Regions from separate parts of the Homo sapiens genome. Here all the other regions are linked to region 4. A link is a loop called in an ENCODE intact Hi-C map of the cell type or tissue named here. Cell type or tissue: PC-9. All regions are shown on one strand.

Region 1 (4,000 bases), 420 kb after region 4:
GTAAGGTAATGACTGGATCAATATATAAATCGATATAAATCAATTGAATTGAATATAAATCAATTTATAGAGGTTTAATAGAAAAGTATAAATATTTAGCAGAATTTCAATTTAGTTCTGCTAAATATTTATACTTTCCTGTTAAACTCCGTTTTTTCTAATGAATTCCAGCACCTCTTCTTCAGGTGATACTTAGAAGTGCCCCATCTACCCCATCAAGTCTGTTGGCTACTTCAAATTCATGCATTTTACTTCTTCAGGGGCCTCTTTCCTAAGAAAACATGTTAAATGAAGATTCATCAGCTTCAAAATATAGACAAGATGTATTTAAGTAATGGAGGGAAAGGCTTGATGGCTCTCCAATCTAAAGTGTGTCCAATATATGTATTTTTAAATTATGGGATAATAAAATATTAAGAAGAAATTCCATGTAATTTTCATAGTTATATATCAGCCTCTCACACCATAGGGTGAATTGATTCATTTTTCATTTACGTTCATGTTCTGATTAAATAATTGAACATGCCCTACTCTGAAACACCAGAACAACTCTGGAATACAGCTGAAGGTGCCAACCTTCATTCGACTCTTGTTCAACCCATATCTCTTGGTAGTCCCCTGATAATCATGTTCCTTTCACATCAGTTTCTTCAGGCAACAGAGTATTTCCCTACATGGGTATCACTCCTACTTTATTGGTAAAGCTATAGGAGAGGAAGGAAAAGAGAAAGAAAAACACAGAGCAAAATATCAACAACCCACATTTATTGAATCAACATTTCTGTAGAGGGAATCATAAATAAATTATAATGCTTTCTCCACATAATTCTGATGATCAGTTATAATCATGAAGCTTTCTTTGGGAGCCTTCTAAAATGTATCCATTCAAGGCCTCCAACACTTCCTGAAAATTCAGATTCTGGGGTACATCTGATAACTACACTGAGGAATTGAGAGATTTCATGAGAAAAATACTGCAAAGGAGTACAAGAACTCTCAGTGTTTAGTAAACATCATCAAGGCTTCTAGACCAGCTCAGTTCAACAGAAATATAATGTGAGCCACCAAAGCGAGTAACCTATAATTTAAAAATTTCTAGTAGCCACTTTAAAAAAAAGTAACAAGTAACAGGTGAAATAAATTTTAGTAATATATTTAACCCAATATATCCAGAGTATTATGTTTTCATATTAAAGTATAATTTTTACATAATCTTTTTCATATTTAATCTTTGAAATTTCATGTGTATTTTACACTTACTGCTGATCTCAATTCAGACTAGATCTTAAGTATTCAGGAGCAACATGTGGCTTGTTTGCTGTATCGGAAAGCACGGCTCTAGAGACAGGTAAATGATTAGAAGTAAAGCCTAATAAGCACAGTATAGAACACAGCATTATTTAAATTTTCACTATGCACCTCAATCCTCTATCCTCAACATTTGAATTGTTTTAGGAAAATATTCTACAGAAAAGTAAAACTCAAAACCAAACATGCTTGAGTAAATTAGAATTTGAGAATGTTCAGACAGTCCCATTGCTCTTCGTCAAGCGTCCTCTCTCTCACAATCCCTGTATCGTAGCCACAGGTGTTGGATGTAGCCCAAGTTGAGAATCCCAGCTGTTTCACAGGGGCTCTGGCAAGTTGACAGCTGCTTTATTACCAGAGCTTGAAATTGAGGCCAATAAACTTAGCACACAGGGACCTGAAGTCCGGTTTGCGGAGACAAGGCCACCATCATGTGGAACGTGACGGAACTGCAGTAAGATTCACGTTCCCATTGCATGGAGAAGACTCAAATGACCTAAGTCATCAGTGCATCCCCACTGGGACAACACTTCAAGAATGCCTAATTAACATACCTAAGAAACGTGCAAAACCTTGGAGATCCAGAGAAGGTTCAGAGAAGGCCAATTCCTATTTCAAAAGAAACAAAAGACAGACTGAAATAGCTAAATCATGCAAGGTCAAAATCAATAAAAATCATAAAATGTAAAATGAGGACTTACACACATCCACCTGCTGAAACCAAGGCTCACTGAATAAGAGTTCAAATATAATATTGGGTTAAATCTACGATTTTGATTGGAAAACTTTTAAAAAATCCTTATTGTAAGAGGAGATAGATTTTAAAATAAAGTACTATAGGATGATGAGTTTATCTTTTTGAAGAATAGGCCAGTATAGTAAATTATTAGGAAGGTTTGAAATGACAAGATGTATTTTGAATGGCATATTGCTTTGGCAATATTAAGGAATTTAGACTGTTTCTATGCCAGTTCTATATAGTCTGTCTTCTGGTTTCATAACACCCTTACATTGTACATGTGTAAGACAATGAGAAAGTTTCAAAATATTCAAACATATAAAAGATAGGCACATATTATTGTGAAGTTGATAAAATGGTCAGGGTTTGTCTGTTGATGAAAATGAAAGACCATCATGTAATACTAAAAAACATGGTACCTGCCAGGTGCGGTGGCTCATGCCTGTAATCCCAGCACTTTGGGAGGCCGAGGCGGGCGAATCACGAGGTCAGGAGATTGAGACCATCCTGGCTAACACAGTGAAACTCTGTCTCTACTAAAAATACAAAAAAATTAGCCGGGCGTGGTGGCAGGCACCTGTAGTCCCAGCAACTCGGGAGGCTGAGGCAGGAGAATGGTGTGAACCTGGGAGGTGGAGCTTGCAGTGAGCCAAGATCGTGCCTCTGCACTCCAGCCTGGGCGACAGAGCGAGACTCCGTCTCAAAACAACAACAACAACAACAACAAAAACAAACAAACAAAAAAAGTGGAACCACAGAGAATATTAGCGTGTTTTCACTGTATCTTCCACTGAAAGACCTGTGTTTTCCTTTCCCAGAAACAAGATCCCCAAACACACGATATTTGCTCCCTGAAAACTTCAGAGTGTATTACTAACCCTATGTTTTCTGAGCCTGTAGAAAAGATGATGTGAGCAGGAGCCAATATGGGTTTATTAATTAAGAATATGTAAGAACAAATTATTCTGTTTTGAAAAGGTTGACATGTAGGGTATGATAATTTCTACACAGCATTTAACTAAAGGTTACTCTTGTTTCTTGGTTAATAATATGGCGAAGTATTGTCTGGATCACCGTCCTACAAATTTGAGCAATTTTTCCAGACAAGTTTAGTTCTTTTTGTACTCAGGGCCATTTCTAATAGAATATTTGTAACCTCTCTGATTTATCTTGTCCTTTTAATATTATAGCAATGACATGACTTAATGCTTAGAAAACATGGTTATCAAATTTGCAGATGACATAAAATTCAGAGACTAGCTAATATGATAGATGTCACAATCAAATTTTAAAATGATTGTGCAGGCTTAATACAAAATGATGACATTTAACAAAGATAAATGATCTTGCATTTTAGTTAAAACAATAAATTTTATAACTAGATTGGGAAGATCTTTCTTTGAAGAAATTTATATAAAAATGATCTGAAACTTTTGTTTATCACAAAATACAAGTTTGGTAACACCCACACAATTTTAGTTTACTAAGATAGACTTCTGGGGTCCAAACCAAATTTGGTGATAATCCCCCTGAACTCCGTCTTTAACTGACAACATTTTGTTAATTTCAGGGCCACATTTTGAGAAAGAAACTGACAAATTAAATGGTATATGGAGAAAGAATTTTGAGATTTATAGTGCTGTAGAAGCCACTTATAAAAAGATGCTTTTAAAGAAAATGTAGTTATTTTCAGGACAGCATAGTGTTTATGTTCATAAATTATGAAATAAAAGAGATCTGAGTTTAAGTCCCAGAATAGCCATTAACCTTGGCAATCTGACCTTGGGTAAGGTGTTTAATGTTTTTCAGCCTCAGTTTCTGCATCTGTAAATTGTTTATAATAATGATGACAAAGAGGATATATGCTAGCAGAAGTTAGATTTTTTTTTTTTTTTTTTTGAGACGGAGTCTCGCTCTGTCGCCCAGGCTGGAGTGCAGTGGCGGGATCTCGGC
Region 2 (4,000 bases), 1.8 Mb after region 4:
CAGGTCAGCTAGGGGTCAGCTGGTCTAAGACTACCTCAAGCTAGAATGACTCAGCTCTGTTCCATATGATCCCTCATCCTCCAGGAGGATAGCCCAGGCTTGTTCTCATAAGGTGGCAGGAGTTGATGACAAAGAGAGAAGCAAACAAGCCCAAATTTGTATCCAGTTTGCTCTTGTCCCATTGACCACAGTAAGTCCCAGAGTCAGAGTAGGCAGGGACCGCAAGGTTACAGGGCAAAAGGCATAGGTATAGAGAGACCATTGGTGTGGGATATGAATGACATCAATTTGTCACAGTGCCTGAAAGAGAAAAGATTGAAATTCCAAGAACAGATCAAAGCCTAGGACTGAGGAAGGAACTCTCCAAGGTAGAATTAGGAAAGTAAGAACAGAATTAGTCTCCAGAGAAGTGAACCTTTGGTTTCAAAAGAAATGGTGAGTCACAGACTGGCCCCATGGCTTATTCTGACCTTTTCTACTCCTGTGAGTGCTGTGATTTTGGGCAATGAATGGCTGAAAGCCCTGGCTTTTTTGCTCTCCACGGCAAGCAATCACAAATACTTTTGTTTTCCCTACCAACGAGATCTTTCCCTTCTGCATTCAAATATGATCTGCTCACCTTAAATAAACTCTCACTTGACTTCTTGGGCCTCTCCAGCTCTAGAAATACTTAAAACGTAAGGAAGAAAAAGAATAGATGGGAAGCAAGAAATCCTGGTGTCGTAACATGATCGTTCCCTTGAAGTTAGCACAGTGAGATTTCAGCTGGGGGCAGGAGGACTTGATCAGGACCAGCCGGGATGAGGTGAGGCAGGATCAACCTACCCATGTCATTGGCAAAGTCTGCAAAGGCTAGACTATGAGGCCATCATGTTTCTTGTTCCTCCTGGCTCTGAAATGTGGACTAATCTAACATGCACAGGATGTCTGCAGCCTCCTCACAACTTAACAAAGAGACAGGAGGGCTAGTTCACAAAACCCCCAAGAGTCCACTTCCCAAGACGGTTCCTACTGAATGGAGGGTGCGGTGCTGAGAGCAGAGTTGGGAGGTTTAGGAAGGGCTCTTCATTTCTCAGCGAGGCAGAGAAACAACCTGGAGTGCAATCACCCGGAGCAAAGGACTTGGGGAACAGCACGATAAATGTCCAGGTGCCAAGAATAGTTGGCAACAAGGACAGCAGGAGCCAAGCACGTGGAAGTGGTCTCCCGGGCACACTGCCAGAGCAGGGCTGCACTCAGAAACAGGACAAAGAGCCTGAGGGACCACAATCAGCGGAAAACCCAGCAGACAATACCAGAGGTGATGGCTGGAGGGACCTCTAGCCAGGCCATAGGGCAAGTGGCCTCTAAGACCATTGTTCCAGTCTGGGTTAGAGGGTGAAAGCTGGCATCTGTGACCAAAATGGGCCAAAGGAAAAGGCTAGGCTTTGAGCTGGGGCACTCAGATATGGTGAACTGCCAGAGAAGATGGGTATTCCAGAGCCAGCAAGTTAGCCAGGGCTGGGAGAAGACAGGGCACCTAAAGTAGATTGGTCAGTGCCTGAATCTGTGCCAAGTTGGAAGAGGGACAGGGACTGTGTCTGTAATTTACAGAACTGGTGATGTATAGCAAACGACCTGTAGGGATGAGGGGCACGGCGGGGCGGGGGTTAGGGGAGAGGCGGCCCGTGAATTCAGATGCAGGGTCCTACAGAGGAATTTGGACACCCAGCTTTGTCTCCCATTGGGAGACTAAGGACTCTTTGGCCACTTATGTGAACACAGAGATCAGTTCTAATTTCCTCTCTGTCTGTGAACAGAAGACTCACCAGCAACGGGGTTTGCAGTTGGCTTAGTCTTTTCTCCTACCCTTCCCCTCCCCAGGAATGGAAATAATTAGTGTTAACTCGTATATTCACAGAAATGCATTTATAAGGCATCAAGCCAATGATTTTGACCTTAATATTGCTCAGCTCACACCAATTGCACCAATGCGATCGATCACAACATGCAAAGAGAGTTCAGGGGTTAGCAAGTGTTCCAATTGTCTTCTCCTAAGAAGAGAGCGCCATCTTGTGTACAAACACTGAGTTCAGGATATGCTGAACCATTTTTTTGAGTTTTAGTTCACCAGAACTGAATCTGTGACCTCGTGTTTACTTTCCAGAGTTTCCTGAAACGTTGCATTATGAGAAACATGAAGATGTCCCTGAGCGTGTTAAGCTGTTGCCAGCCACGATTGTTATACTAAAGATGTACCTGGTCCGCGGAGGACATCTTTCAGCCTAGTTTTTGAAGACCTGTTACTTCTCTTCCTCAATTTTGAGTTTAATAGATGCAGAAAGACTTCCTACCTGAAATTCCACCTTTAAAGCATGTCTATGAAACAAAGGTTTTCTACCAGCTCTTCCATCCAAGTTTGAAACCTCCTGCTGAGCTTTTCTTCCCAATGTGTGGGGCCAGCCACGGTGTTGCTACCCGGGAGGGAGTGGTCTCGATGGGTAGCATTTGCTGATTTCCCTGATGCAAACTCTCGCATGGTGGCTGATTTCAAGGACTAGCGAGACCTCATTGCTGAAGAGCTGGGAAAAGCTGCCCCCGTCAGCTCTCCACAGCCAGTACAAGCTGGCTCCCGCCTACGCAGGAGACCCACGGATTATGCCCATCTTTGGGAAATGGCTCAGTTCATTGCTCAGAGATAAGGAACTGCTCAAAAGAGAGAGAATGCTGATAGGAACAGGCCAGATGTGGGGACGCAAAGACATATAATGTACCAGACAATGCCAGGAGGGTGGATATGAAGCAAAGAAAAGACATCTTCTCAAAATAAATAAATAAAAAGACATCTTCTCTCCCTTTTACAAAGACACAAAATCCCAGAGTCTTGAATGCTGTGTCCCAGAAGGGTCCATTTTCAATGGCACAATAATACATGGAAGAGGCTTAAAACTGTGCCTAACATTTCGTGCTCTATACGTTGTCTTAGTTGTTGTTAAAACTCAACTTTCTGGGATGCCTCAACTGGCCACGTATCTTGATAAATTCATTATTTTCTTCAATTATGCTGTAAGAAGAATACTTGTATCTTCTTCAGCCTCCAACAGACATTCCTTCACCATCTACGGAAAGACCCTGAATATTTTCACTGGAAAAGGGCCAGTAGTGAAATTGGCAAACACTCCTTCAACCAGGACAATGCTTCTGGGGAAATGACATTTATTGAGCACCTACTACATGCCAGGCAACTACAAAAGATCTCATTTCACCCTCACAGCAACTCTGTAAAGGAGGCGCTATTGCTGTCCTTTTATAAATAAGGAAACTGGGGCTCTGAGATGTTAAGGGAGTTGTCTAGGACTATATGGTGAGATAGTAACATAGCTGGGGTGACTCAAATCAGAATCTCTCAGGCTCAAAGCACGTTCCTCTCTCTATGTGTCCACACTGCCCTTGATTGAGAGAAGGCAGAGCTCAAAGGTGGCATTTTCATCAGGTTGTGAATCCACTTTCATGTCATATCACTGTGTGAATGGGACTCCCGCATTTGCACAGTGTACAGCCTGTGAACCCTTACCTTACATGGCTGTGTGCATATTTCTTGCCCCTCTTCTCTGTTACCTATACCCCATGGCCATTTTCTCTTCCCCAGACTACACCCCAATGCAGAAACAAAGGTCCAAAGAAAACACTCACTTCCACTTCAGTGAAACACAAATACTTTTCTCCTCAGAGGGTTGAGGAAGGAGAGAGAAAAGATGGTGGCCACTGAAAACAGGAGTGGAGGATGGTCTGGATTCCAGAAGGATGAGGAGCACCCTAAGCAGAAGAAAGAAGGTTCCTCTGTCAGAGAAGTCCAGCAAGGAGGGTGAGCTGCCCCCACAGAAGCCTCTGCCAAGTTCTCCTGTAGACAACGTCCCGGACACGTGTACGTCCCCCTAACCTTCGGGTCAGGAACCTGGGTAAGGGACCGCGAAGGAAAGCTGAGTCCCTGACTGAGTGATAACTGAGCGGAAATCAGTGG
Region 3 (4,000 bases), 720 kb after region 4:
GTTCCAGTTCATCAATCTGTTATTTAAAATGTAGTCCTGTGATTTCCCACCTCAGTATCATGGAAGGGGCTGGTTAAAAATCTAGATTCCTGTCCCTAATTCCCAGCCTGACTCAATGTCTTTACAAGAGGAATAAAGTGTCTCAGATACTCAACCTGTGAATTAATCTCTTTTAAATGACTTCTTAGAAGATAGTAGTTATTTAAGTAATTCAGAATCTTATCATTTAAAGCACTATACCTGGTGACATGAATATTGACTTTTGAAAAAGTGGGCCCAGTTCTGCCAAGAGGTCAATATTCAAGGATATTTAGGATTCTCAGCCTCAGAAAAGAGAGGTCCTGTTTTTCTGAGCCCAATAAATACAGATAGCTTCAAAAGACTGCCTCGTTACTACAGTTTTTGTTATGTATTTTGCACTAATCTTAAAAATGTAGATCCTCAGTTTTATTGTTGCTGTTACTCATTGTCCATGTGCTGGAAATTTGAACTTAAAATAGCCCTCAGCCTATGAAGTTGCCTACAGTTTCTTTGATACGATAAAATGGAGGGGTACTGTGGGTATCTATGCGGTTGCACACTATGCAATAAAATAATAGTAAAATTATTTTGAAAATAGAAAGTGGTTTTAAAAATTCCACTTAATTGTGTTATTTGGAAACATCAGGGCATTTGGTTTCGTTTTAAAGAGAAGACAGAAATACAAATGTAAGTGTATATTGCCATCATTTATAAAATATGGCCTCTATTCTCACGTCATCTGTATCCCTAACAAGTTCTAGCTGTTACTCTACTACCAGCACCAGATAAAACCATCCAAGTTGCCTAGCATTTTTATAAGTTAACTCCTTTGTAAATAATTTGTTTTTTAAAATAAAAACACCCATGGCTTCGCCTTCCAAAACATGTTGCTATGAATAATAAGGGCTAAAAATGTCATTATTATTATATTGATTAGGTATATAAAAATAACAGGAATATACTGAGCACCTAGTGGGCACCAGGTGGTGCACATGGCTGTGAGAGATTAAATGAGATAGAGGATGCCAAATATTCATTAACTTCATCATATTATATCATACCTTTTCATGAGTATTATTATTAGTTTGAGGAATGGCTAGAGTATAAGTGTGAAGCTTATCATTGCCTGTTAGTATTATAATAATAATAAATTCCACGAAGAGGAGGAAGAGGAGGAGGAGAATAAAGGGGAAATAAATATATTGGCTAGTATTTATTTAGCATGTACACTGTACCAGTCATTACACTAAGCTATGTGCATGGATTCTTTCCTTGTGCAGTTGGAGGATGAAGAAATGCCTGTGAGAAAGATGGCTGGCAAAACAGCTCTATGAGCTATGGAAGCTCTCACATGGGTTTGATCTCAGGGTTTATCCTAGACTGTTGAGAAACACTGAAGAATTTTAAACAGGAGAACGACATGTTCAGATTTGCATTTTAGAAAGGTCACTCTGGCAATGTGAGGAGTAGCTTGTACTAGAGAAAGACTGGAGAGTGGGAGACCGGTTAGAAGCATATGGCTCTGGTGATAGTTCATGTGAGAGGTGCGAAAGGTCTGAAAAGATGCCCGGATGGAAAGAGGGGGATGGATTCCAGGGAAGCCTCTGAGGGAACAGATTTAACCTGGGGTCTGATCAGAGGGCAGCAGTGGAATTTGGAATGAGAAAGAAAGAAGATATGTTTATAGCATATCAACCTCACTTCTAGTTTGCCATGTATTTAGGGATTAATAAAAATGTGCAGCTTGATATTATTATTCACACAATCATGTAAGTAAGAGTAAAACGTCTACGTTTCTCACCTAACAAATACCTCCACTCTTTCTTTCTCACGCGTGTGTGTATGTGTGTATGTATATGTATATATGTATATATATTTTTTTCTTGCTGGAGATATATATATATATATAAAATTCATGTGTGTGTATGTGTGTGTATATATATGTATATATGTGTGTATATATGTATATATGTGTATATATGTATATATGTGTATATATATACACACATACACACACATGCATTTTTTACATATATATATATATATTCAGCAAGAAAAATGTTTCCATTCTAAAGATAGAAGACTTCCATTTAGAAGTCTTAAAGACTTAAATGTGCAGAATATTCTATCAGACTATCCTCCCAGGGATATCTCGGTGGCATCTCTTTTTCTTCCATAAGAACATTTTCATAACAATGTTAAACCTGTAAGGGTATAAATATCCTTCCCACCCCTTTGCCATAACTGTATACATAGTAAACAACATTTGACATGCCCAGACAACAAATGTATTCTACTAATCTCTTTGCTTAAAAACATATTAATTCAAAGTCCTTCTTGCTTAGGTCCAGTTGAATTTTTGTTTGAAATTGAAATTCTCCCTAAGCTTTAAAACGGATGTCCTTGTCCTATCCAATCCAATGTGCTTCCAGTTATTGAACACCAGAGGGCATCATTCAGTGAAAGCTTGGATTTGGGAGGGAAGAGGGGAGAGAGGGGGGGCAGAGAGAGAGGGAGGGCATGGGGGAAGACAGAGAAAAAAAAGAGAGACAGAAGGAATTCCATTACTAATGAAAGAAAATGAGAAAACTGAGTTTTTAGTGTGTACCCTTATCTACCATGAAACATTACCATGGTAACAGCACCAGTTAAGATGATTGTATATTTAGGTCATAGTATAAAAGAAGGAGCTAGAACATGTGAAGAAAAAAAAAGAGAAATAAATAAAGTAAGACAAAGATATATAAAGAGTGGAAAGAGGCAAACCAACTGGAACCTACCTCATTCTTTGCTAATAGCAGTTTACAAAGTAACATTATACTTTTCAAAGCACATGTGGATAATAAATACTAATTAAAAGTAAATGGGGCCATTGAAATTCAGAATCTTAAGTGCCAACAATCTTATAGAAAAAGAGAACTCATTTAGCATGAAAAAATGGAGAGACAACTAGACTGGGATTGGGATGTGTGTGTTCTTATGCAGTTCTTGGTTAGCTGTGTCACCTTGAAAAAGTCTCTTGATCTGCTTCCTATCATGAACTCAGCTGAATGATATCAAAATTATCTTTTATTACTATGCATCAGACAAAAGAACTTCTGTTTAATAATGTCTTAGTATTGCTGAGAGGTGAAAATGGCATCTGCCAAAATTTTGGTGCCCTCGTTTACCTCTGCCAGAGGCAATCACTGACTAAACAAGACAAGCACGTGCCAACTAAGAGCCTACTCAGCACTGCCTCTTCTTTGCTTAAGGTTTGGAGGATCTAACAAAAACATGCAAAGTTGTATTAACAGATGGGGAGAACATCATTGAACTTCTGAATGCCATGGTTTTGTTTTCCCCAAACACAGGGAAAACAAGTGCCACAACTATTTATAGCGAACCGATTGACACACTATAAGAACTAAGACAGTGGAGTCCAACAAGCTTGTGTTTGAATCCAGGGGCTGCAACTTACTAGCTGTATGATCTCGGGTCATTACCAGACCCCTCTGAATGCTGATTTCTTCCTGTAGAAAATAACATCTACTACATAGGATTGTTGCAAAGATAAAATGAGAAAATTGATTGCTGTATTAACTCATTCAAAAGAGATTTAATATGTTTCTTAGGTATGCCTGGCTGTATTTTAAGCAGTGAGGCTAAAGCAACTGACAAAACAGAAAATATCATATGGGAAGATGCTTAGAATAATGCCAAGGACTTAGAATACACACAGCAAAAATACCTGCCTAAGGAAAGGTGACTTGCATCTCTTTCCCCACATACCACCTCCACCACATAGGCCAGGTGAGCTGTGGGATATGCAATCAGTATACTTATGCCATTTATCTTAAATGAGAGAAGTCCTGATGCCTGCTCAATGAACCAAAGGTGGACAGAGTGGGTACAGGAAGCAAAAGCCAGTTGTTAGTAGTCACAAGGTGGACATTGGTGGCTTTCGATACATAGGAGTCTCTTGGGAACTATGCCACGG
Region 4 (4,000 bases):
CAGGTATATATTTGACACAAGGTATTCAGCCTTTCGTTAGTGAGCACATCTGTCACTGTAGAAGCTGGCAGAATGCTGCCAGTAAAGTGACAAAGCTTAGGGAGAAATCAGAAATTGAATATTTTTCACTGACTGGGATGAGGCTATATTACCCCATAACCGTATTAGTTTAAATTAAGAGTATTATTTAAGGTATAGAAAGTATTATTTAAGGTATAGAAAGTTTGCATTACTTTGGAAAAAAGTTCTTAGGCTTCAATATTAGCTACTTTAATTGTATATTATTTAAAAAATACATGAAAGGCCAGGTGTGGTGGCTCACGCCTATAATCCCAGCACTTTGGGAGGCCGAGGTGAGCACATCACTTGAGGTCAGGAGTTTGAGATCAGCTTGGCCAATCTGATGAAACACCATCTCTATTAAAAATATAAAAATTAGTCGGGCATGGTGGTGCACACCTGTAATCCCAGCTACTTGGGAGGTTGAGGCAGGAGAATCACTTGAACCCAGAAGGTGGAGGTGGCAGTGAGCTGAGATTGTGCTACTGCACTCCAGCCTGGGTGACACAGTGAGACTCTGTCTCAAGAAAGAAAAAAATATGAGAAAGCAGAGGGAAACATTCCCCAATAATGCACTTGGAAGTGGAGGTGAAAGAGGTGGTTCTGCTCTCATTTCTGTGACCTTTGGCAGGTTCCTTAACCTCTTTTGAGACCTTCTGAATCTACAAAGAAATGCATTCAGATCTCTAAGGTTCTTATAGCTGTAGCATTATAATAATATAGGCTATTGTTCAAGGGAACTTTAATGCAAGCCACATTTGTACAATTTTGAATTTTCTAGAAGGTACTTTTAAAAAGGTAAAAAGCAGGTGAAATTAGTTTATAATATATTTTATTTATCTAAAATAGTATCATTTCAATATGTGTTAATTTATAAACATTGTTAAGATATTTTATGTTCTATTTGTACAGTCTTCAAAATCTAGCATATATTTTATACTTACAGCACATCCAATTTGGATTAGCTATATTCGAGTGCTGGATCACCACATGTGGCCAATGGCTGCTGCGTTGGACAGTGCAGGTGTAGTCTCTTTGTTACTGGCTTGCACAGTTCAGAGGCTGTCACATAGTTACAGCTGTCAGATGGTCTGATCCCATTTTCAGATCTCTTGGCTGCAATAAATTCAGCTCACTCAAGAATGATCTCAAACCTTCATGTTTATAAATGAGAAATAGCCTGTCTTTGGTCATGTGATAAATTTGTATTTTCTCACTTCCTTGGCCACGTTGACACCTATTCAACTCCTAATGGCTGTCACCCTGCTGAAATATTGACGAGCACATGAACTGATCTCCTGAGGCTCACGTACTCTCATTATGGTTCCTTAAGGTGTGTGACCCATGGTCCCTATCTATCTGGCTCCTGACTTTGGTGAACTTGGCTGGATCTGCAAGTCCACCTTTAACCATTTTAATTATTTCCAAAAGGCCTGACATTAAATTGACTCCAGCCATCCACTTCATGCTTATTTCTTGTTCTATTGGCTTTTCTAGATGAAAAAGCATCCCAAATGGTAGACATCCCCATGCCCTGACTCACCACAGCCAATGCAAAGAAGGAAGTATTATTTTCCTTTAATTGATAGGGACAATCCCTCATCCTAAGCCCCTTTCCTCATTCATCCTCAGCCTAGTTATATTTCATCCTCTCTCACTGAGTAAGCACACAGTGTACCTTCAGTGTGGATTCTATATTGTTTCAAGAAAAGGTCATATTCTGATTTTTATCTTGATTTCTTTTGGGCTAATTTTAAGCACATTTCTTTTAACACATGTTGGCTTTATTAAGTGCAAACATACATTAAAATATCAAAAGGAAGAATTATTGTGCACATATTCAAAAGGGTCCCCCAGTCATCCAATACTGTGTGGTCATTTTCTTTCAGAGCTCAGCAAAACTCTTGTTTTCCTTTGATTTCCAAACGTGAGTGTCCTTCGCTTTTTGGCCTGCATGTACTACAAGGCAGCGCAACGTGCATCTGTTCTCTTGGAAGAAAATATCAGTTTGCTGTCATCTCCACCCTTCAGCCACCCCTTATGTTAGTATACTGCAGAATGAAAATATTGCTCAAAATGCACTTGGTAAACATTCAGTGACAACTAATGCTAAAAACGGACAGATGGTGGCAGCATTGACCAGCTGCTGCTGTGCATGGCTGCTCAGGGACAAAGCGGAGGACCTGGTGTTCTCAATCTGTCAGCCCTGCTTTTCCTAGGAAGGAAGGAAAGAACTTTGCAAGCTGGAAAATCATTAGGCCCAATCAGGATAACTTTCTTCAGTTCTGGTGGAAAATATACCAAGTGCAATAAGTTGCAGTTAATTAAATAATTTAATTGAAAGGGTGCTAGGTGAGCTGGTGGAGATGATTTGGGAAAATACGAAAGCCGTGGCAGAGTTCCTGCCCATAGAACCTTTCAATGTGCAGTCTGGACTTCAGGTGGAAACGGGTTCCGGATTACTGTAAAGACAGAGCTTCCAGTAACAGCTTTAAGATCTTTTGTAAAGTTTTTCTCTAAGGACAAAGACACAGATTGTTTCCCAAGATTTTTAATGTCTCCTGCTATTGTAAGTGTGTATTTGTTTCCATTTTGTTTTTTATAGCCCCTTTTTTACTGCAGGGAACCTCTGCTTTTACTGTTCTTTACAGTCTGCAAAAGAAACGCTTTCTGATTTGATGGCAGCTGAAGGTGGGGCTGATTTGCAAACTCAGGGCTCAACTTTAAGTGGAGAAATGGGAAGAGGGCATTTTTCTTCTAGGAAACTGGGCCTTTATTGAGGAAGGTTGGAAAGAGGTAGCAAAATCTAGCTGAGTCATAGTAGCTAATGTTAGTTTAGCATTTCCTGTTTGTCAGGCACTAGCTAAGCAATGTCTACACATGAGTTGATGAAACAACTCTAAAAGTCAGGCATTATTATTACTCTTGCTGTACAGATGTGAGGGGAGCTTAGAGAGATTAAATGACTTGCCTAAACTCACCCAGCCAATTTGTGGTGGAGCTGAGCTCCCTGCCGCTCAGCTCGGTGCCCCACACTTCTGCGCTGTGCTGTCTTCCGGGAATGCTGGCTGTTGGGGAATGCTGATAGAGCTGCTGGCTGAAAAAAACTATTCAGGAGCTGTGGAGGGGCGATATAGACCCACCTCAGCCAGAGAACTATTAGCCTAATATTGGTTGTCTGTGGGAGAATTTCAAGACAAAACAAAATCTGTGCTGTGAAAGGCAGGAGGCCTTTGATGACTCCAAGGGTGATGGAATGATGAAATGCAAGATTTTCTGCTTATATTCAGGAGACAATGACATATTTGATCATTTGGCTACAGAAAAAAGGAGAAAGAATCTATTTATCCGGTTCATAAAGCAAATTGATTGATGAGAGGCGAAGCACCTTTACATTCACACACTGTGTACTTGTCCTTTTCTGCATAGACCAAGGGTAAAAGGAGAAGAGATGGTGAGAAATCCAGGCACCCTGTGGGCTCTGCCTTTGTGAGGAATCGTAGCTCAGTATCACGAGAACTCCTGACAACCTTCTCTGAGAAAACAATTAGGAACACAGCCTAGAAGATTTGAATGAGGGCTGTTAGAAGACGCAGCATCAGCTGGATGCAGTGGCTCATGCCTGTAATCCCAGCACTTTGGCGGGCGGATCACTTTGAGCTCAGGAGTTTGGGGGCAGCCTGGGCAATACGGCAAAAGCCGCCCCCATCTCTACAAAAAATGCAAAAATTAGCCTGGTGTGGTGACTTGCACCTGTGGTCCCAGCTGCTCGCGTGGCGGAGGCTGGAGAATCGCTTGAGCCCACGAGGTAGACGCTTCAGTGAGCTGAGATTGCACCACTCCAGACTGGACAACAGAGTGAAACTCTGTCTCAAAAAAGACAAAAAAAACAACAACACAGCATCGATTCATAGAAGTTGTGGGATACGTCACGTACTTC
Region 5 (4,000 bases), 1.2 Mb after region 4:
ATAAATGTTCAGAGGCAACACAGCATGGTAGGCAGAGGTGAGAAAGGAGGTTGCAAAACACTTGTGTGGTTCCCCAGGGGGAGAGGAATGTAGAGCAAGTCACATCAGGAGCCTAGTGGCTGCTCTGTCCAGAGATATATGTACATTCATGTGTGCATATTATTTTTTTCTTAGAGGTATAATATGTTAGAATCTTTCTGATTATGTACAGGCTTCTGCTACTCATAACTTAAAATATCATGCATCTTGTTGCCGCATGTAGCTATGGCTGGGGCAATTCCTGCAAAACCTTCCTCAGCTTCCAGCCTCTTTTATCATATAGAAATTTAATTTCAGCAAGGAAGAAAGGACAAGCTAGACAGGGAGTCTCCTAGGTGAGGAAGCAAATTAGTGGGAAAGGAAAAGGACATATTCTGGCTCCAAAAATGGAGTTGTTCATCTCCAAAGTGCAATTGAATAGCTATCAGTATGGACAGTGGGGGAGCCAGTAAAGGATTTTAATCAGAAAAGATGCAAGATTGTATTTGCTTCTGGGGAAGGTCCAGAAAACTGCAATACTGGGGACAAACTGGAGGGTGCTGGGCATATCTGGATGAAAAAAGCAAAAGTGATAGGACAGAGTTGAGAGGAATATATTGAGGGGCTATTTAGACAATACTTAGGGAGGAATTAGAGATTTGAAGAAAGAAGGTGTTTAGGTGACTCTCAGATTTGAGCAGCCCCTTATATCATGGAGTCAGTACTTACCGTATTTGACTACTAGTCTAACGAGCCTTCTATCGCATTATATAATGCCTATTCTGACATCTAATTTCAGAATCTCAGATGAATCACCCAGTCCTTCTGTACTTCTTCATCATCAGACAAGAAAGGACAGCAATCTTAAATTATTCTCCCTACTTCCTACCCCCAATCCCATTTCCCAAACTTTTCTCTCTCCTCCAACAAAAGTAAGGTGGGAATCCTTAATCAACATTACTCAATCAACAGAATTAGGTAACCTCAAAACTGTGAGCTCTCCATCTCTGCAAATCCAGGAATGAGGAGGCATGGATCTCTAGGATGCTCACAGGAATTGTGTGCAAGGAGACCTAACTGGCATAAGGATGCAAGATCCCCCCAGTCTTCTCTAGCAGTGGACTGACTGATGTGGTACAATAGTATTTCCTAATGGAAATTAAAATATATGTGAACAATATACTTAATCAAGAATCTCTGATCAGGCTTTATTAACATGAGAGTCAGGCCACCAAAGGATTCTATGGACCAGTGTTAAAAAAAAAAAAATCTGGGTAGGATGGAACCATGCAAACAGGAGACCTGGGTTCTGGGTCAGCCTCTGATTTAGGTGAGCTGGGTAATTAAGGGCAACCCTGCTCTCAAACTTGGTTCTATTGTCTATAAAATAAGGAATTTGGACTCTAACGTCTTTCCCAGGTTTGGTGTTCTGTGCCTCAGGGAATTTCTATAAAATGTTGTTTCATGCTTTCATTTTCATGAACTCTAGCAAATGGGAACTAATGACTCATTCAAAGTAAATTAATTTACCTGGAGTCTGTTAGGGCAACAGAAATAGTATGGTTAAAAAATAGAACTGATATTTTTCTTCCTGCCAACCCAGCAAACATCAGAAACAGGAAAAGGCTTCGCTTAATAGTGAGACACCACGCTCCATGGGGTGTCACAGTTTACAACATACTTCACACGGAAGGCATCGACAAGCAGGGAAAAATACAACTTTTATTTTTTCTACTTGGAATTAAGAGTGTTTTTCATTGCACTCTATGCCCAGGGCTTTAGCGTTTGAATCAGGTGGTACAAAGCTGATGAAAGAGAGCCTGGAGCATTTGATGGCATTGTCTACTTGGGCTCTACAGCAGAACGGCGAATTCTGAGTTCGGCCCTCTAGTGGACACATACTCTTATTGCAAGTTTCTTTTACTAGGAAGCAGAATCACATCTACAACTGCGGGGGATCAATGGGTGAGAGAGAGAGGGACGCCGTTTCACATGATTTGTGTCTGTCACGGTCTGATTCTTAACTGTGACACATATAAAGACCACGAGACGTGGAGCTAAACAGTCCCAAGTCTGAGTGTATCCTAGGTTGGCCATTAGGGAGCTTTGTGGGTCCGGATCAATCTCAGAGTTCCAGTGTTTCCATTATATGAGTGTCTCCCCACGCCGGGCTTTGTTCTTTAAATGGAGTAATGCATCCACATATGCTTTGTGAAATGTAAGTGCTTGCTACCTACCAATTTCTATTATTAGTTACATTCTTAAAATACCTATTAGTTTTTTGAATGCCTAAACCATTTTCTCTCTCTCTCTTTTTTTTTTTTTAACTTTTAAGTTCAGGAGTGCATGTGCAGGTTTGTTATATAGGTAAACTCGTGTCACGGGGATTTGCAGTACAAATTATTTCATCACCCAGGTATTACACCTAGTACCCACAAGTTATTTTCTGTGATCCCTCCCGCTGGATAGTAGACCTTTGTTGGATGCAGTTTGCAAAAATTTTCTCCCATTCTGTAGGTTGTCCGCTTACTCTGTTGATAGTTTCTTTTGCTGTGTAGAAGCTCTTTAGTTTAATTAGATCCCATTTGCCAATTTTGCTTTTGTCCCAATTGCTTTCGGTGTCTTCATCAGAAGTACATGAGGTGATGAATACAATAACTATCCTTATTTGATCATCATACGACATATATCAAGATACCAAGTTGTACCCCATAAATATATACAAATACAATGTGTCCATTAAAATAATCAATTAAAAGTTTTTAAAAATGCAGAAGATAAACTTAAAAAAATCTCTAAATAGGTAAAATTTTATGTATTTGAATAAAAAATTATTCTTCCACATTTCTCCCTTTATCAATCACCTCTCATCCTTATTCAATGTCTTCTCTGAACTCACGATGGCACTATTAAGTGAAAAAAAACTTAGATAAAATTTGAATATTTACTTAAGACTTACCTCATTATTAACTGAAGAGTTAATAAGAGATCTGCAAAGTTCCTGAACTTAAATAAAAACAAAAGTTAATAGTTAATAGTTAAATAACTTAATAAGAAGATAATGCCACCTACCTATAAGAAATCCTCATTAAATATAAAGATAAAAGTAGGTTAGATGTTAACAAATGGAAAAGATAGCTATTTTGATAGTAGTCTTATTTAAGATGAAATTATTTCCCAAAGAGCTTCTCTACAAGTTGCTTAATATCTCTATGGTAAAAGAACCTAACATTTATAATTGACTATTTAAGAGTAATGGGATTATCTAGCCTTTTATCTTTTTATTTTCATTGTCCTATATGTTAACAGTAAATCACCAAAATTATCCTTACTGAGATAAAAACATTATCTCAAACTAATTCAAAAGCAATGAGTAATATGTGTGAAACAGACAAGATTAACTACCTCACTCTAAATATAAACGTACTCGCCTTCTTTCTTCCCAATACTTTCTCCAAGAAGCACACAAACCTTGCTGCACACAGAGAGCAGCTGACTATTATTGCAAAGCATTCCTCTTGTTTCCCCAGATGTGTTTGTGTATCATCTTAGTCTACACAATACACCCTCCCCTTTCCTCTCTTATCACACGTTTTTGAGAACACCTTTTAAATTAAAAAGTATCTTCAGTATTTATGAAATAGAGTGTTATTTTTTCTCTTTGAAACTATGCAATTAATATTCCAGTATAACCAAACAAAGTAGGTGAGCCTTCTGGGTTAGGATCTATGGTAACAGTCAGAAAGAAAAGCCATGCTTAAACTTTAGCAAGGAAAAAGGATGAGGAGGGAGGGCAAGGAGCAGGCAGTGATGCTGGAATGGGAAGGTGGGGTGTAATAATGGGCTGATTTGAGAGTCTGAAACAGAGGGCAGAAGAAAGTGCATTTCGGTGGGAGTGGGAAGAAGAAGTGGTCAGCCCACCCCCTCCAGGAGCCCCATATCCTGGCTTATATGTTCTGATGATACCCTAAACCTCAAGGAG
Region 6 (4,000 bases), 250 kb after region 4:
CTCAGAGTTTGAGCTACTTTGACGAATCCTCTAAATTCTTGGGTGTCAAAGGCATGTTACTAAATAGGTTGCTAAAGGCACCAAGGAAACCAAAAAAGGAAAGAGCTCTCCCTAAAGGTAAGTAGCACTTAATTGGGAACTTTGAGACGTCTGTCACTCTTTGTGACAATTGAGAAAAAGTACTTTGTACATTTTGTGCTTTGCAGGTGAGATGTGACTGACACCTTACTGTCTCTGTGTTTAGAGAGGGCTTTCGTGGGTGGAAGAAGAGGCTGGTTTGAAGAGAGTGCTTTTCCATTCTGAATATCATTAAAGGATTGTGGGGGGCCAAAAATGTAACCTAAAATGCCATCAATTGTCCATTTAAAATATCCTATTTGGCAAAGTGGCTTTGCACTCATCTGAAGAATAGATCATGGGTGGAGTTTGGAAAAGAAATGTTGTGTTTCGTCTCTGCTAAAAACAAAACAAGGTACCATCTCATGGCCTCTTGGTTCAAATCCGTTTTCTTGCTCCGCAGGGAGAGACTGCCCCTGGAGTATTCTGCTTTTAATAAGCTTCCCAATCAGCTCTCGAGTGCAAAGCGCTCTCCCTCCCTCGCCCAGCCTTCGTCCTCCTGGCCCGCTCCTCTCATCCCTCCCATTCTCCATTTCCCTTCCGTTCCCTCCCTGTCAGGGCGTAATTGAGTCAAAGGCAGGATCAGGTTCCCCGCCTTCCAGTCCAAAAATCCCGCCAAGAGAGCCCCAGAGCAGAGGAAAATCCAAAGTGGAGAGAGGGGAAGAAAGAGACCAGTGAGTCATCCGTCCAGAAGGCGGGGAGAGCAGCAGCGGCCCAAGCAGGAGCTGCAGCGAGCCGGGTACCTGGACTCAGCGGTAGCAACCTCGCCCCTTGCAACAAAGGCAGACTGAGCGCCAGAGAGGACGTTTCCAACTCAAAGTAAGTGAGAGGAACGTACGATTTCTCGGAGGGCTCTTCGATCGAGTTTGCCTTCACCCTGTGCCACTTTTCTGGGTGCCAGCAGATGATGGTGGTAGGGGTGAGAGAGGCTGCCTGGTGTCTTTGCTGATAGGACTGCTTTCAAAACTGACTTGCTCCAGAGGCCAAGGGAGGCATATTTTTGGGGTTTCAGGTTAGGTTAGTTCGGGTGTGCTTAGGTAAGTGAAAGGAAAGAAGTTTTTGTGATGTTAAGCATGTATTTGGACCGTGTTCCAGCTACCAGCTGGAGAGCAAGACAGGGTGGGCTGGAGAGTGCATCTTTGCTTTTTGTAAAACCTGGAGCTTTAGTAGGTGTGTCTCTGGCTGGGTAGGTGCAAAGAAAGTAAGGCAGCCTGAACAAGCAGCTCTCATTTTCCCAGCCTCTCTCTGATTCTCTGATTGCCCCAGAGCCTGTCAGCCCATGACTCTTAGCTGGCATTTCTAGGTAAGCTGTGGGGGCTTGTTCCTCCCAGTGCTAGCTGACATGAAACGTCTCTCACGGAACTACTGGCACCCGTCTTCCCACCTGACAGCCCAGGAATGGTTCCAGAAATGGTTAGGTCCAAAGTTTAGAAGACACACCTGGAGTCCCATCTCTCATTTGAATGCAAATTTAAAGAACTGCCCAGTACATAGACCCTTAAACTTTTAATTTGACCCACATAAATTTAGGATATATTTGTTACTAATTTACTAGATATTTAGAGTTTCTGAGTTGTTGTTTCTAATAAGTTAAGAAAACATTTTTTGAGAGGAATGTATTCAACTCCTTTCTTAATAGATGGAAAGTGAAACCTCCTCTCTCCTCTCCATACACACACACCCCTTTCTCCATGACATAATGTGACACAACACACACACACACACACACAGGAACACACACATGCAGTTTATATACACTCTAGTGTTAACTCACCCTTGTGTCTGTTAAGAGCTGCTTTGTAAGTTTGGGGACACATTCAGAAAATAGGAGGGGTAGGGGTGCTAAGAGGAGAAAATATTAAAGCTGCGGTCCTTGAGCATCTCTCATTTTAAGAGTTATCAGGCATTTTGCTTTAGCAGCTTGAGAAAGGGGTGATGTGTGTGTGTGCGTGTGCATGTGCGTGTGTGTGTGCTAGAGAGAGGGGTCTGGGAGGAGATTTAGAAATCACCAAAAAGAGCTCTGGACTAATAACATAATGAAACATTTTATGATCCTAGGCAAATGTGGAATTGATGAAACAGCAGGGCCCATTTTAGCCCCTTAATTATCCGGGAATGCATTGATATGTAGAAATATTGAAAGTTAATGACAATGAAACAAAAGAGAAGTCTCCCAACACAGAAAATAAAGCTGTATTTTCCATCTTCATTATGTTTCCTTTTAAGTAAATTATGCACTTTAAAGGCCAAGTCGTTTAAAAAATATAGTCCAGTTAAATTCAGAGGAAATTAGAATGAATATTTTTTTCTTCCTTTGGGACATGAGTTATTTCAGACTGGCAATATTTGTACTTTTTCATTTAAATTAGAAGATGAGATTTTAAAAAATTATATTATTTAAAAAAAACTCTAATGCCATCCTTTTGTGCTTTAAGAAACTTGGGCCTTAAGTTCTCTAATTGTACTTTAAATAAATAGAAGGTGATCTTTTTTCTGCCACTGCTCACTGGTTCCCTTTAGGACATCTTTTTCTGCATTTAGTGAAAAGCCACTATAAGGAACTCCCACCTGAAGCCACATATAACAGCATTAGGTGCTGTGTTCCAGCTGTTTGCTTCTGGATGCAAATGCATTATGTTCTCAAAGCTAGAGCTTGAGATAAATAAAAGTACTATTAGATACATGACTTTTTAATTATCTGACTTTAAATGAGATATTATAGATAATTAGAGTAATAAGGTATACCTAACTATATTTATAGTCTAATGTATTATATGTATTATATATAATTCTCTGTTTTTTTAGACCCCTTTCCATGAGATCATGAGATTTGGTTTAATAAACGTATTAATTTATTGATATTTTCCATATGCCTTATTTGGGCTTCACATATAGCAACACATAACAAGATCTACATTTCTTTTTAATGAGCATTTTCATTTTTTAAAAAAATTTCAGTCAAGCCAATGGCCTGGTTTAAAATTTCATAAAAGCCTAGTTGTTGAAAACAACAGAGAGAAATAAGATCCCCAGATAGTTGAATCACTTTTTTTAGTAAAATCAATCTTAGATATCAAATATTTTAACTTTAAATATTTTATTTTTCCTTTGAAGATATTTTTGCTTTCTCACTTACATGGCATTCTCACATGAATTCTGACCATATTCCTATTTGTCATGTGGTGTTTTTAATTACTATTCAAAAATTTCCCACAAAATCGAGTTTACCCGGCTCGTTGAAAATGGTGTGATAAATTAACAATAGATTGAGGGCCTGAAGTCAGAATTCAGAATACAAATTCCAGTTCTCTAAAGAATTATGCTTTTTAATATGGCGGCATAATGATATGGGGAGTTGTTCTTGACTTCTCTCAGGAAGGAGGTGTCCAGACTGAGACCACCCAATGTGATGAGTGCAAACATCCTCCACACCTGAGTGCACCTCAGCCCAGTTTGAGATGTGCTTTTCTCTGGAGCATGAGGCTGAGTGGGAGCTCTCCAATGGCCTTTGTTCCATAGCTTTGCTAGTGATGTTGAGTTGGGCTTCTCCATAAGGGTGAGGAATGTTTTTAGCTCTGGCTTCTGTTCTAAATGAATAGTCGAAGAGTTTTTGCCTCCTTCTGGCACAAGGTCATGTCACTGCTGTGGGAGGCGAAGTAAGATGATACTCAGATATGAACCTTCTTTTTATGAGCTGGGCTTGCTTTTTTCCATCCAGAGTCAATTGGCTTAAGTGGAATTTGGGCCATGGCCTCGTGGAAAGTTGTTTTTCCTTCTGATGTTTATGGACAATTCAAGTTTCCACCCACTGGGCTATTTTTCCATCCACTTCAAGCCAGTCTAGTGTGCGGCATAGTTTTCATGGTGTCATTACAATATTTCT
Region 7 (4,000 bases), 320 kb after region 4:
GCTACAGCTTTTCAGACACAATCAAACTTTACTGAGTAAATATTTTTTGTGATTTTTTTTTTTCTGTTAAAAGCAATAATTGTGAAGCAAGTTCTCTGTGCACTGGTATACATCCTAGGAGAGGACTCTAAAGACTTCACCAATACCATGCACCAGTATTAGTTAACTTGCATGAGTCTGGTGAAACAAAACACTCACACAAGTGAAGCAAAGCAACTATATTACTCACAGACAGGCAGCAAGGGACAATAGAAGCCTGGAATCAATGGCAAGCCAGGTCCCCAACTTCATGAAAACTGCCCAAGGCAGGTGAAGTCTTGCGTACATGTGCCCCATATCACACTGCAGCTGAGGGGCCCTCAAAACCCATTTCACCCTGGTTTTATATCCAGGGGTAACCGGAATTTCCAAGCTAAAGCATTGCAGGACGTCCTCTTCTAAGAGGGATGAGAACAGAGCCTGGACTGTTCTAATAGTTTCTCTTTATCTCAGGATGCTGCATTCCCAGCACGTTCTGCAGTTGCCCTTGAACTACATTAGAGAAAGGAGGAAGAGCTGGGTCTCTAGGGTCATTCAGGGACTTGCCTTGCAATAATCAATTCCTTTTCTGGCACAAATTTAATAGTCTGTAACAGATCAATTAACAAATTTAGATCCGTCTTCAAAATTCTCACTTCCCAGATGGACTTTCATTAGGTGTTTGACCTTTGTATGACAGGTTTTTCTTTGAGTTGGGGCTTGATGCTGACCTGCGACATTTCTGCCTCACAAACATAACCAAGATCAGCCAAACAATAGTTATTTGTTACTTCCTCCCAAATACATAATAATGTGGGATGCCATTTGCTTAGTTGTATGGCAGTGAATTTGAAAACCTGCATGCTGTTTTGTTAATTATGTTTTTAATTGAGTCACTTCATCTGAACAAATAAAGCCACCAGTTATTAGAAATGCCATCTGAAGTCAGTAGCTAATAAAGCTATACTGAGTTGTTTCAGAAGTGTATCAAAATGTGGTAGAATCATGACAGAAATACCTTTTCATTTGAAGCTGAGATCTATACATTTTTAAATGTGGTTTCTTACTGAGTTAGGTTGAATGATTATGGATTTGTGTTTTTAGTCAACATGGGGCATTTATTTGCAACTTGCCAATACTAGAGAGTCTTGCCTTCAGAACCTAATTCAGTTTGCCAATACAATTTTTTTTTTTAAAAAAAGATTTACTGCCAAAAGTTGAGAAGTGTCCTTTTAATTTCCCACAAGAGATTTTGGCAAGAATATTATCATAAACACTTTGCTTTTAGTTACAGCATTTTTATGTCTCGCACAAAGATGTGGTATATAATCTTATTGGCTGAATCCTCTTAATGAGCCTGTAATCTTGTAGGGTTTCTAATATCACATGTAATTCCCATCTGTATCTCCCTCATAACTTGGGATATTATCTTTCATATAGTAGGTGGTCTACGAAATAGTTGCTGATACTAATGATAATTCTGGGGCTTCAGCTCATCTATACCATACTTTCTTCTTTTATTACTAAACTGACCTATATACTTCACACTGGTCTCTTGATTTCTCACCTGAAACTTTAGATTATTCTATTTCTTCCATTGGAAATGCTTTCCATTCTAGGTTTACTTATCAAAGTCTAAACCGTCTTAAAAGGCTGCATTATCACCCTCTGTGCAAAGCTGCCTCTGATGTTTTTTGGGGGAGATATACACTTCTTCACCTCCCCTCTCTTCCTCAAAGAACCACAAGGGCTACCATTGATGGAGAACTGAATACATGTCTCACAGGATGCCAGGCATTTTATATGTTATCTCACTGTACTCTTCAAACAAATTATAAGTGTGCATATGAAAACTCTGTGTTTCCATTGATGAGGATACTGACAGTAAAAGAAATCGACTACTTTGCCTACATATAAGAAGTGATGAAGCCAGTGTGAAAAAATCTGACTTCAAAACCTTTTCTCTTTCCACCATATTAAAATAGGCCTCTTATGCCTTACGATTTTCTGTCATAAATTCTTCATGATTATAATCATACTTGTTAGGCTATGTGTTTGATCTTTGATGACAAGATGAAATCATTTCAGACTTTATAAAGTACAGAATAGTTAACTATAAAATTTCTATTTTTAAATATAATTTCACAAATATTTTTTGAGTACCTAATGTGAGCAAGGCATCTTTCATACTAATAATAGATTTCATATTTACATCACCATCTGTGAGGCATTTTTCCTATTCTATCTTTTAAAAAAATACTGTTCTGATGAGAACACATGGACACAGGGAGGGGAACATCACACACCAGGGCCTGTCGGGGGGTGGGGGCCTAGGGGAGGGACAACATTAGGAGAAATACCTAATGTAGGTGACGGGTTGATGGGTGCAGCAAAGCAGCATGGCACATGTGTACCTATGTAACAAAACCGCATGTTCTGCACATGTACCCCAGAACTTAAAGTATATATAAAAAAAAATACTGTTCTGTGTCACTATTGTATCTCCTAACTAGATAGACCTTGGTATTGGGTAGACCAGTGGCCTTTAAATGTATTTTCTTTTTTTGACAAATGGACTTTTACAAGGAAGTCAGTGAGTAGTGAAGGAGGAGCTGCTCTAGGCACAGCTGGGGTAAGGAGGGGGCACTATTGGGTGTGGCAGGGAGGTCAGGGCACCTTCTCAGGCCTCTCTTAATGCCTTGCTGCAACCCTTGGTGCTTCCTTGTGGAAACACCAGTGCTCTGTTGATAAAAATAATAAAATGAAAATAAGAAAATAAGAGGCTATTTGTGTGTGTGTGTGTGTGTGTGCGCTTCTGAAATTTTGAGGTGTTAGTGCTTATTCTGGACTCCTAATTATAGTACTTTTGTAATAAACAAATAAGCAAAAGTGAGCTGAAGTACCTAAAACACCCACAAAACTGATAAAAATAAAGACAAACCAGGACAATAACCACAGAACTATGCAAAGGATATCTTGATGAACTCTTGAATATGGCAGCTGACCCCTTGGTGGTAACTTAGGGTTTTAGTCATGTTCATGCAACTCACAGCCTTTTCCCCTCTCCGTGGTCTTTCCTTGTCTCTTCTCCAGACTACTTAATGACTCTGTCTCTATTCCTTTCCCCCTCACAGCTCCCAGGATTAACTCATTTCCACTGTCTTCTTTTGAGGTCCATCCACTGTTTCTTGTTACTGTGTGCTCTAGACTCTACACATTTGTCACTGAATATTTTATAAATGCCACCTCCATTCATTTGCTTACATGGTCCTTCTACTTGAGTTTTCATAAGTATCCAGTGGTTTCATAAGTATTTGGTAGTTCCTCCTGTGTTCATTCTCCTTCCTGCTGCCTTGTCCCTTCGACTTCAGCCATGTTGGTAAATTTCCTGCAGCTTCCCCAGCCATGCTGAACTGTGAGTGAGTTAAACCTTTTTCCTTTATAAATTACCCAGTCTCAGGCAGGTCTTTATAGCAGTGTGAAAACATGCTAATACAACATCCAACATGAATTCATGCTAAGGAAAAAGTAAAGCCCAGTAAGGGAACAGAGATGTGTAAGTGGGTGTTATTTTAGATACCATAGTCAGTCAGTTACTATATTGGCTACCAAGGCCATTTTTATTCTTTATTTTATTCATTTATTTAACAAACATATAAATGAAATCTGTGGGTCAACACTGTTCTAAACCTTACAAATGAATAACAGAGAGATAATGTTCTCTCCCTTAAAGGATGTATTGATTACTGAAGGAAGATGAATACAAGTGTTTGTGTCTACACACACACAGTATTATATATACACAAACACAATCACAATCACACATGCATGCACAGAAAATTACATTATTATCCAAAGGCTTTCGATAGAACTTCATCAGTAGACAGTATTCTAAATGTCAGTTATTCTAATAGGACCTCAAGCGTCCATGACTTGAGTTACTGGTAGTTTTTCTCAGATGAGAATTTACTTATTGGCTAGT

What was found. Peaks named below come from ENCODE experiments on the same cell type or tissue, not always from the same donor. Only the 100,000 strongest peaks of a DNase experiment are listed, where the experiment ranks them.
Region 1: a loop joins it to region 4, with 17 times the contacts of the local background. A loop is called at or near these places in 53 of 110 quality-filtered maps.
Region 2: a loop joins it to region 4, with 15 times the contacts of the local background. A loop is called at or near these places in 15 of 110 quality-filtered maps.
Region 3: a loop joins it to region 4, with 4 times the contacts of the local background. A loop is called at or near these places in 5 of 110 quality-filtered maps.
Region 5: a loop joins it to region 4, with 16 times the contacts of the local background. A loop is called at or near these places in 26 of 110 quality-filtered maps.
Region 6: it touches region 4 in a loop (5-fold over the local background); 5 of 110 quality-filtered maps call a loop at or near these places.
Region 7: it touches region 4 in a loop (2.5-fold over the local background); 2 of 110 quality-filtered maps call a loop at or near these places.

Annotation. Positions count from the first base shown.
Region 1 is chr7:137,167,106-137,171,105 of GRCh38, reverse strand. No RefSeq gene overlaps it. Among named protein-coding and RNA genes, the nearest start is that of PTN, 170 kb to the left of the region's middle. In PC-9, CTCF peaks have their summits at 1,551 and 1,751; no DNase peak of the experiment used is centred here.
Region 2 is chr7:135,799,312-135,803,311 of GRCh38, reverse strand. No RefSeq gene overlaps it. Among named protein-coding and RNA genes, the nearest start is that of FAM180A, 52 kb to the right of the region's middle. In PC-9, CTCF peaks have their summits at 1,842 and 2,046 (motif pointing left); a DNase peak (open chromatin) is centred at 2,051; H3K27ac peaks cover 532 bases.
Region 3 is chr7:136,873,091-136,877,090 of GRCh38, reverse strand. The region is part of intron 2 of CHRM2 (cholinergic receptor muscarinic 2); the gene reads right to left. Among named protein-coding and RNA genes, the nearest start is that of CHRM2, 6.4 kb to the right of the region's middle. In PC-9, CTCF peaks have their summits at 2,261 and 2,469 (motif pointing right); no DNase peak of the experiment used is centred here.
Region 4 is chr7:137,590,649-137,594,648 of GRCh38, reverse strand. All of the region lies in intron 12 of DGKI (diacylglycerol kinase iota), which reads left to right. Among named protein-coding and RNA genes, the nearest start is that of PTN, 250 kb to the right of the region's middle. RefSeq lists enhancers at 2,379-3,578, 3,212-3,712, 3,713-4,000. In PC-9, a CTCF peak has its summit at 2,181 (motif pointing right); a DNase peak (open chromatin) is centred at 2,218; H3K27ac peaks cover 380 bases.
Region 5 is chr7:136,404,294-136,408,293 of GRCh38, reverse strand. LOC105375523 (a long non-coding RNA gene) reads right to left here. Exons shown (of 6, transcript NR_187964.1): 5 at 2,978-3,024. Among named protein-coding and RNA genes, the nearest start is that of MTPN, 430 kb to the right of the region's middle. In PC-9, CTCF peaks have their summits at 1,683 and 1,883 (motif pointing left); no DNase peak of the experiment used is centred here.
Region 6 is chr7:137,340,375-137,344,374 of GRCh38, reverse strand. It overlaps PTN (pleiotrophin), which reads left to right and starts at 642. Exons shown (of 5, transcript NM_002825.7): 1 at 642-936. RefSeq lists a cis regulatory region at 90-99 and promoters at 103-848, 1-848. In PC-9, no CTCF peak of the experiment used is centred here; no DNase peak of the experiment used is centred here; H3K27me3 peaks cover 1,411 bases.
Region 7 is chr7:137,272,862-137,276,861 of GRCh38, reverse strand. The region is part of intron 1 of PTN (pleiotrophin); the gene reads left to right. Among named protein-coding and RNA genes, the nearest start is that of PTN, 69 kb to the left of the region's middle. In PC-9, no CTCF peak of the experiment used is centred here; no DNase peak of the experiment used is centred here.